Regions from separate parts of the Mus musculus genome. Here region 2 is linked to region 1. The links are chromatin loops, found by intact Hi-C in ENCODE. Cell type or tissue: gastrocnemius. All regions are shown on one strand. Links, peaks and the distances in the headings refer to the core of each region. The heading gives the core; the rest is flanking DNA. Region 1 overlaps Ccdc141 (coiled-coil domain containing 141). Region 2 holds the start of Ccdc141 (coiled-coil domain containing 141).

Evidence for each region. Peaks named below come from ENCODE experiments on the same cell type or tissue, not always from the same donor. Only the 100,000 strongest peaks of a DNase experiment are listed, where the experiment ranks them.
Region 2: it touches region 1 in a loop (2.1-fold over the local background); 5 of 42 quality-filtered maps call a loop at or near these places.

Annotation. Positions count from the first base shown.
Region 1 is chr2:77,115,637-77,118,549 of GRCm38, reverse strand. All of the region lies in intron 5 of Ccdc141 (coiled-coil domain containing 141), which reads left to right. Among named protein-coding and RNA genes, the nearest start is that of Gm39862, 46 kb to the right of the region's middle. In gastrocnemius, for the core only: no CTCF peak of the experiment used is centred there; no DNase peak of the experiment used is centred there.
Region 2 is chr2:77,168,967-77,171,879 of GRCm38, reverse strand. Ccdc141 (coiled-coil domain containing 141) reads left to right here and starts at 1,245. Exons shown (of 24, transcript NM_001025576.3): 1 at 1,245-1,495. The coding sequence starts at 1,394. In gastrocnemius, for the core only: no CTCF peak of the experiment used is centred there; a DNase peak (open chromatin) is centred at 1,464; H3K4me3 peaks cover 2,345 bases; H3K27ac peaks cover 2,281 bases.

The DNA of each region.
Region 1 (2,913 bases), core at 89-2,588:
ATTTGATGCGTCTATAATATTGACTGTAATATGACTTAAACAGTGTCTTCTTGGTGAGGAGGTGGAACCTCTCCAGTTTCTCAGAGCTATAAAAAATTAAGTGTGCCGTCTTGATTGTTATCAGTCTAAGTAAACATTAGTGTAATGTCCAAAAGGCTTAAGATGTTCTGTTCACAGTTCTGTAGATGCTGCCGTGCTTGTACTTGGCAGTGTGAACACCAGATTGAGAGATTGCTAGGGAGTTAAGAGCAGGACGTGATATTCCTGTACCATGTGCCCAGTAGTCCTAGAGCACAGTAGAAACTTACTTCCTAAGAGGGGAGACGTGTGCATTCTGTGCTTGTTTTATGGAGCATAAGACAGTGAACAGACACGTTAATAAACCGGCAGCCCTGCCAGTCATTCTAAGCACTTAAGGAAAAGAGGAAGGAGGTGACTAATCAGAGCAGAGACTATGCATTTCTGACCATCTGAGGCATCTCCCCTAAGGATTATTTGAGACAATTGATACTTTTGCGACTCTGGGTGCTGTGGCCTCAGTTCATTCTCTTTGGGGGAAGGAAGTGAAATGACCAGCATGATAGCAACTCAGATGTTCATTGCTTACAGGGGAAAGTAAGTGAAAATGAACTCCTTTTCTGTCTTAGTTGGGATGTGATCATTTGAAAAGCACCCTCCCTGGGCGTCCCTTTATCACCGTTTTTCCTATGTAAGACAATGTGCACGCGTTTCATGCCGACAGGCGAACATCCTGCCCTTTCTTTCCAGTCATAGCAGCATCTTAGTTTGCAGATAATCTGCCTCATTAATGAAAATCAGAAGCAGCATGGAATATTTTGTGCATAATTAATTATCTTGGCAAGAAGATTTATGAATGTAATTTTTCTCAATTGTCCCAATCAGACATAAGTGAAGCAAACAAATATACTAACACTAAGTTATTCATGGCCTCTTTATGCAAGGCGATGTCAAGGGCATCTAGGAGAATTAAGATGGGGCAGGCACTCTGCTTTTAATACCCAGGGTGCACCTATGTATATTTGTGTAAGTTTTTGCAGGGCGGGGAGGGTAACAGAATTCACTGGGAAGGTTTTATGGTTCATAAATTGAGGAGAGTGCAGCCATTATCAGACACTATCTTCCCTATTAGCTGCAGCCAAGATGGCGTCTGAGATGCCCTGTGGATGCGTAGCTTCGATGCGTGGAGTCTTGTGCCTATGAGGCATCCGCAAGTCTTGTTTGTGTATGAACACACACTTGTGTTTATTTGTGTGTTTTCTGGCACATGCCGCTGCTTTCTCATTTACTTTAGAGTCTGAATGAATGACCAGCTTAAGTTAATATGACACAGCATAGGCAGGGTTAAGAAGCATAAAAAAATTATTCTTTAAATACATAAAGGCTGTATATAAGGCAAAAATAGGGGGTGTGGGGGAGAGTTATAATTAGCTTGGTGATATTGGAATCTGAGAGTTTGGTCCAATAGCAGACATAAATAACAATCCATATGTAGTTTAAAACTTATCATAGACTTTTATTTTGGCACATTGGCTACGTCTGGAATTCTTTTTTAATTCCTTGTTAGCAGGAAATGTAAAGTATCGTAATGTTTATAGGAGAAGCTTGTAGTTCTGAAAGCGATAGGTGTTTGCTGATTAGAATGCATGCTGATCATCATTGCTTTCAGTGTGGTCAAGGGCTACAGCACAGGGATTCTGGGGCAGAGGGCACGGATACCTTTCTAGGCTTTTATACTTACTACCAAGGTTATTAGTCTCTGTGTACTACTTTTCTTTGTGTAAAATGAGGCTAATAATGGTAGCTATCTATCCATTTCTTACAAAAATAAAGCCATAATTATGTGTGAAAATATATGAAGTACATAGTGTTTAGAGCAAATCTTCACGTGTTCACTCTGTCATTTTCGAGCTACAGTAAGAGCTGGCACGAAGCTGTATTTTAGCCAGATCCCAGCTCGTGTCTAAACTGCTGGATGTGTTAGCCTCACCCTATGTGCAAGAGAACAGGAGCAGCTGGGCATCCGGCCTAGTTCAAAACTCATCCTTCTCTGCAAAGTAGTTAAAAATCAACTTCTAGTGCTGTGAAGAGGCACCACAACCAGAGAAGCTTATAAAAGAAAGCCTTTAATTGGGGCTTGCTTACAGCTTCAGATGGCGAGTTCATGGCCGTTATGGGAGGGGATCGTGACCACAGGCAGGGATAGTGCTAGAGTAGTAGCTGAGAGCTTACTTCTGATTCATAGAAACTAGAGGGGGAATAGAGGTGGCCCTGGCCCTGGCTTTTGAAACCTCAAAGCCCATCCCAGGTGACATACCTCCTCCAACAAGATCACATCTCCTGATCCTTCACCTCCTGGGAAGGAAGCCTTCAATACTCAAACCAATGGTGGGGTGTGGTCTTCTCATTCAAATCTGTAAACCAATGGTGGGGTGTGGTCTTCTCATTCAAATCTGTAAACCAATGGTGGGGTGTGGTCTTCTCATTCAAATCTGTAAACCAATGGTGGGGCGTGGTCTTCTCATTCAAATCTGTAAACCAATGGTGGGGCGTGGTCTTCTCATCCAACCTTCTGAACTTTGTCTGCCTTTGGGCTAGTTCTTTAGCTCACTTATTATACTTGTTATGTTTGACCATAAGTTCATTAAATTCATTTGGTCACTTTCATGGATTACTCATATTCAGTCGTGCTGCAAAATATTAAATGAAAAATTCCAGAAGTAAATAACCCAAAACTTTAACACTGTTTACAGTATATTATTATAGTAGTTCCATTTGGGGTGTGTATATTTGCGATGGGGAAGTTCTTCTAACAACTACGGTTAGAAGTAAAGCTGTATATGAAATCCATCAAATTGTCTAGCTTAGGAATAGGGACGGTGATGTGAGAGTCAA
Region 2 (2,913 bases), core at 267-2,766, 53 kb before region 1:
AGAGCAGCCAGGGAAAGAAGAGCAATTGCTGACACCCACGTACGTGTGCGTGTGCACGCATTCGCCCACATTTCAACTCAACAATGTTTTCATAAGCCTTAGCATAAGAAATCAGTGGCACTGCTTACGCAGCCCCCGCCTTGTCGGCCCAGGGTCTAACGTGCTTTTACTCAGAGCTAAGGGGGGCTACACAGGGAGTGGGTTCCTTTGGCTCCGTTTATGGCTCCGTCCTCGGGTTTATCTTTCATCCCAGGGCTCTCCAGTGGTTTCATCAGATTTGGAGTTAGTGTCTCTGATGTGTTTGCCTCTGACCTCTGACCTAAACTTCAGTGGTGTTATTTTCAGCTGTTCTTTGACAGGGCTCCAACAGCTGCTGCTTAATACCACAGACAACTTCTGACAGAGGCAGAGCTTCTAGCAATAGGATTAATCTGTGAGCCTCACTCTGATTTGAAGCTAGTTGAAAATTTTTTTTTCTCCAGGTAGAAATGGGGATTTACAAAGAAAGAGAGGTGGGGGGCGGGGGGAGCCAGAACAGTCTAGGAGGCTAAACAAAGCAGAGCCAAAAACAAACAAAAAAGAAACAAAATGTTCACTACAAAGAAAACACATTTCTTAGAGTTAACAAGAAGCATGGAAGTGCTGAGCTTTCTCACAGCTGTTTGCTGGCTGAATTGGAAAATACTGTTCAGAAAACAGTCACAGAGAAATCCCAGGAAGATGTGTAGTTCTTGATAAATCCTGGGTGAGTTGTTTTAAAAATACTTAACTCCTCAAATAAATACCAGAAAGAGAGACAGAGAGAGACAGAGAGAGAGAGAGAGAGAGAGAGAGAGAGAGAGAGAGTCATTTTTAGTAGTTTTCTTTGCACGAAGAAGACTTGAAAAGACTGATATCCAGGTCAGTGACTTTCTGGTTGCAAAGTCCATAGCTACAACTGTTTAGTTTCGATGGCAAAACTAATTTGGGTTGTCAGGATGTAGTTTTTTTTTGTTTTTTTTTTTTCCATTAGCTATCAGACATCAGCTGATAGGCAAAGAGCTCAAAGCTGTCCCTCGAGTTTCAGATAATGGTTCAAATAACTGGCACTTTCTGTTACCATACTAGGGGGGTGGTGCTCTGTCTCTGTGTCTCTCTCTCCATCTCCCTCCCTCCCCCCCCCCCCCCCCCCGCGAGTGTAACTCTCTCTCCCCTTTCCCCCTCCCTCTCGATAAGCTCAATGGGGCTGTCTATTTTTAACTTCCTGTTCTTTCCTTTTGGCCGGGCAATCAGTGTGAACAGAGGCGCGTTCCCTGAAAGAGTCCCGGTAGCCTCGTGGAAGCCTTCTGACATGACCAGCAGACAGCATCACTACCAAGGCTGCTCGGGGTTTAAGCCCTGCTTCTAAAGTGCCATGTCCTGCAAAGAAAGTCCCCATGTGGGTGCTTCCACCACCACTGTCAGCTCTGTAGCCGTGCACGCTGGGGACTCCAAGATCGTGATCGCCGTTGTCAAGGTAAACTCACAGCTTGCTTTCCTCTGTGTGGCTGGGGGGCTCTTGGCGGAATGGCTGAGAGCACGGGAGGATAATGCAGAGCAGATGACAAATAACAAGTGATCTTCGCCACTTAAATCCGTGACAGAGGACTGCTAAGTTCCAACAAGTTGGCAGCTGCTTTTCAGGGTAAAACGCCTCTAGAGCGCCTTCCAACAAACTTTACTGTGTACTTTCAGTTTGGTCCTTACAGGCGAGGCGCATGTGATGAAGGTTGAGGAATTCCAGGAGAGTTGGGTGGCCAGGACAGTGCCTGAGATTTCTGAGTGGCTGTGATGGAGAATGGGGAGGCAGGTCAGAGTGGGGCACTGTCCTGAGCTTGAGAGAACTGGATGCACCAGAAGCCTCCCAGAACCGGTTTTCACTGGTAAAGGCAACGCTAAATACTTCTCCCACTGTAGGGGGATGGAGACTGCCACAGACTACTTATTAAACTGCCTCTCCCTCTTGAGAAAAGGAAAGTGCAGTGACTCGGGCCTTAACTGTGTGTTTTATGTCTAATTGTTTTATGTCTAATTGTGCAAAGATGGCCACACATTATTTTGGGTTGTACGAGGCTCCCATGATTTTTTTTTTTTCCTCTGACTGAAATCATCATGAAAGATCCTCTGGACTATAAGCTTGCTCTTTAGACACTATGCCACCCAAATAATTCAGGTTTAATGAAAGCAAACCTGGTAAAACAAAACGACAAACAAACAAATACCTGGCTACAAGGCCTATTGGATTTACATGCTGCAAAATTGTATAGTAGCATGAAGCTGTGTAGGAGAAAAGCCGAGCTTGACATTGAGCAAAGCAATTCTCTGAAGAGGCATGGAATGCAGGGTCCTGCTCAAGGCCTTAGCTGGGTGGGGGTGGGGGTGGGGGGTTCTCAGTACTGGGAGACTTCTGCACAACAAATAGGACTTCAGCTCCACTCCCCATCCTGTCCTCAGCAGAGGTGTGAGTGGGAATGACAAGGACCATGGCTTCCCCAGTGCAATCAGGTCACTTGCACACGATTTAAAGACGCTTTGGGCAACATGTAGATTCCAGCAGGGATGGAAGAGAAGCAAATCTAGGACTTTTTTGTTTTTTAGTAAACATTACTTTTTCTCAAACTTAAAACATTCATAGAGTAGACGGAGTCACAATACTTAAACAACAACCTATGAGATAGTCAGAGGTACAACGAACATACAAACTTTAACAACAATATAGAAAAGTCTTTTAAGCTGGATTCTGTTTCTCAGAAAAACCACTCACGGTCCCCTCTCCAGCTCCCTTCCCCACTGCCATCTCCAAAGAAAAGGCACTTCAGCCTCTTCAGAGAGCAAAGTTTGTATTGATGGGCAGGGAAAGCCCAGGTCTGGTCCATAGTGAAGTTCCACCCCGCT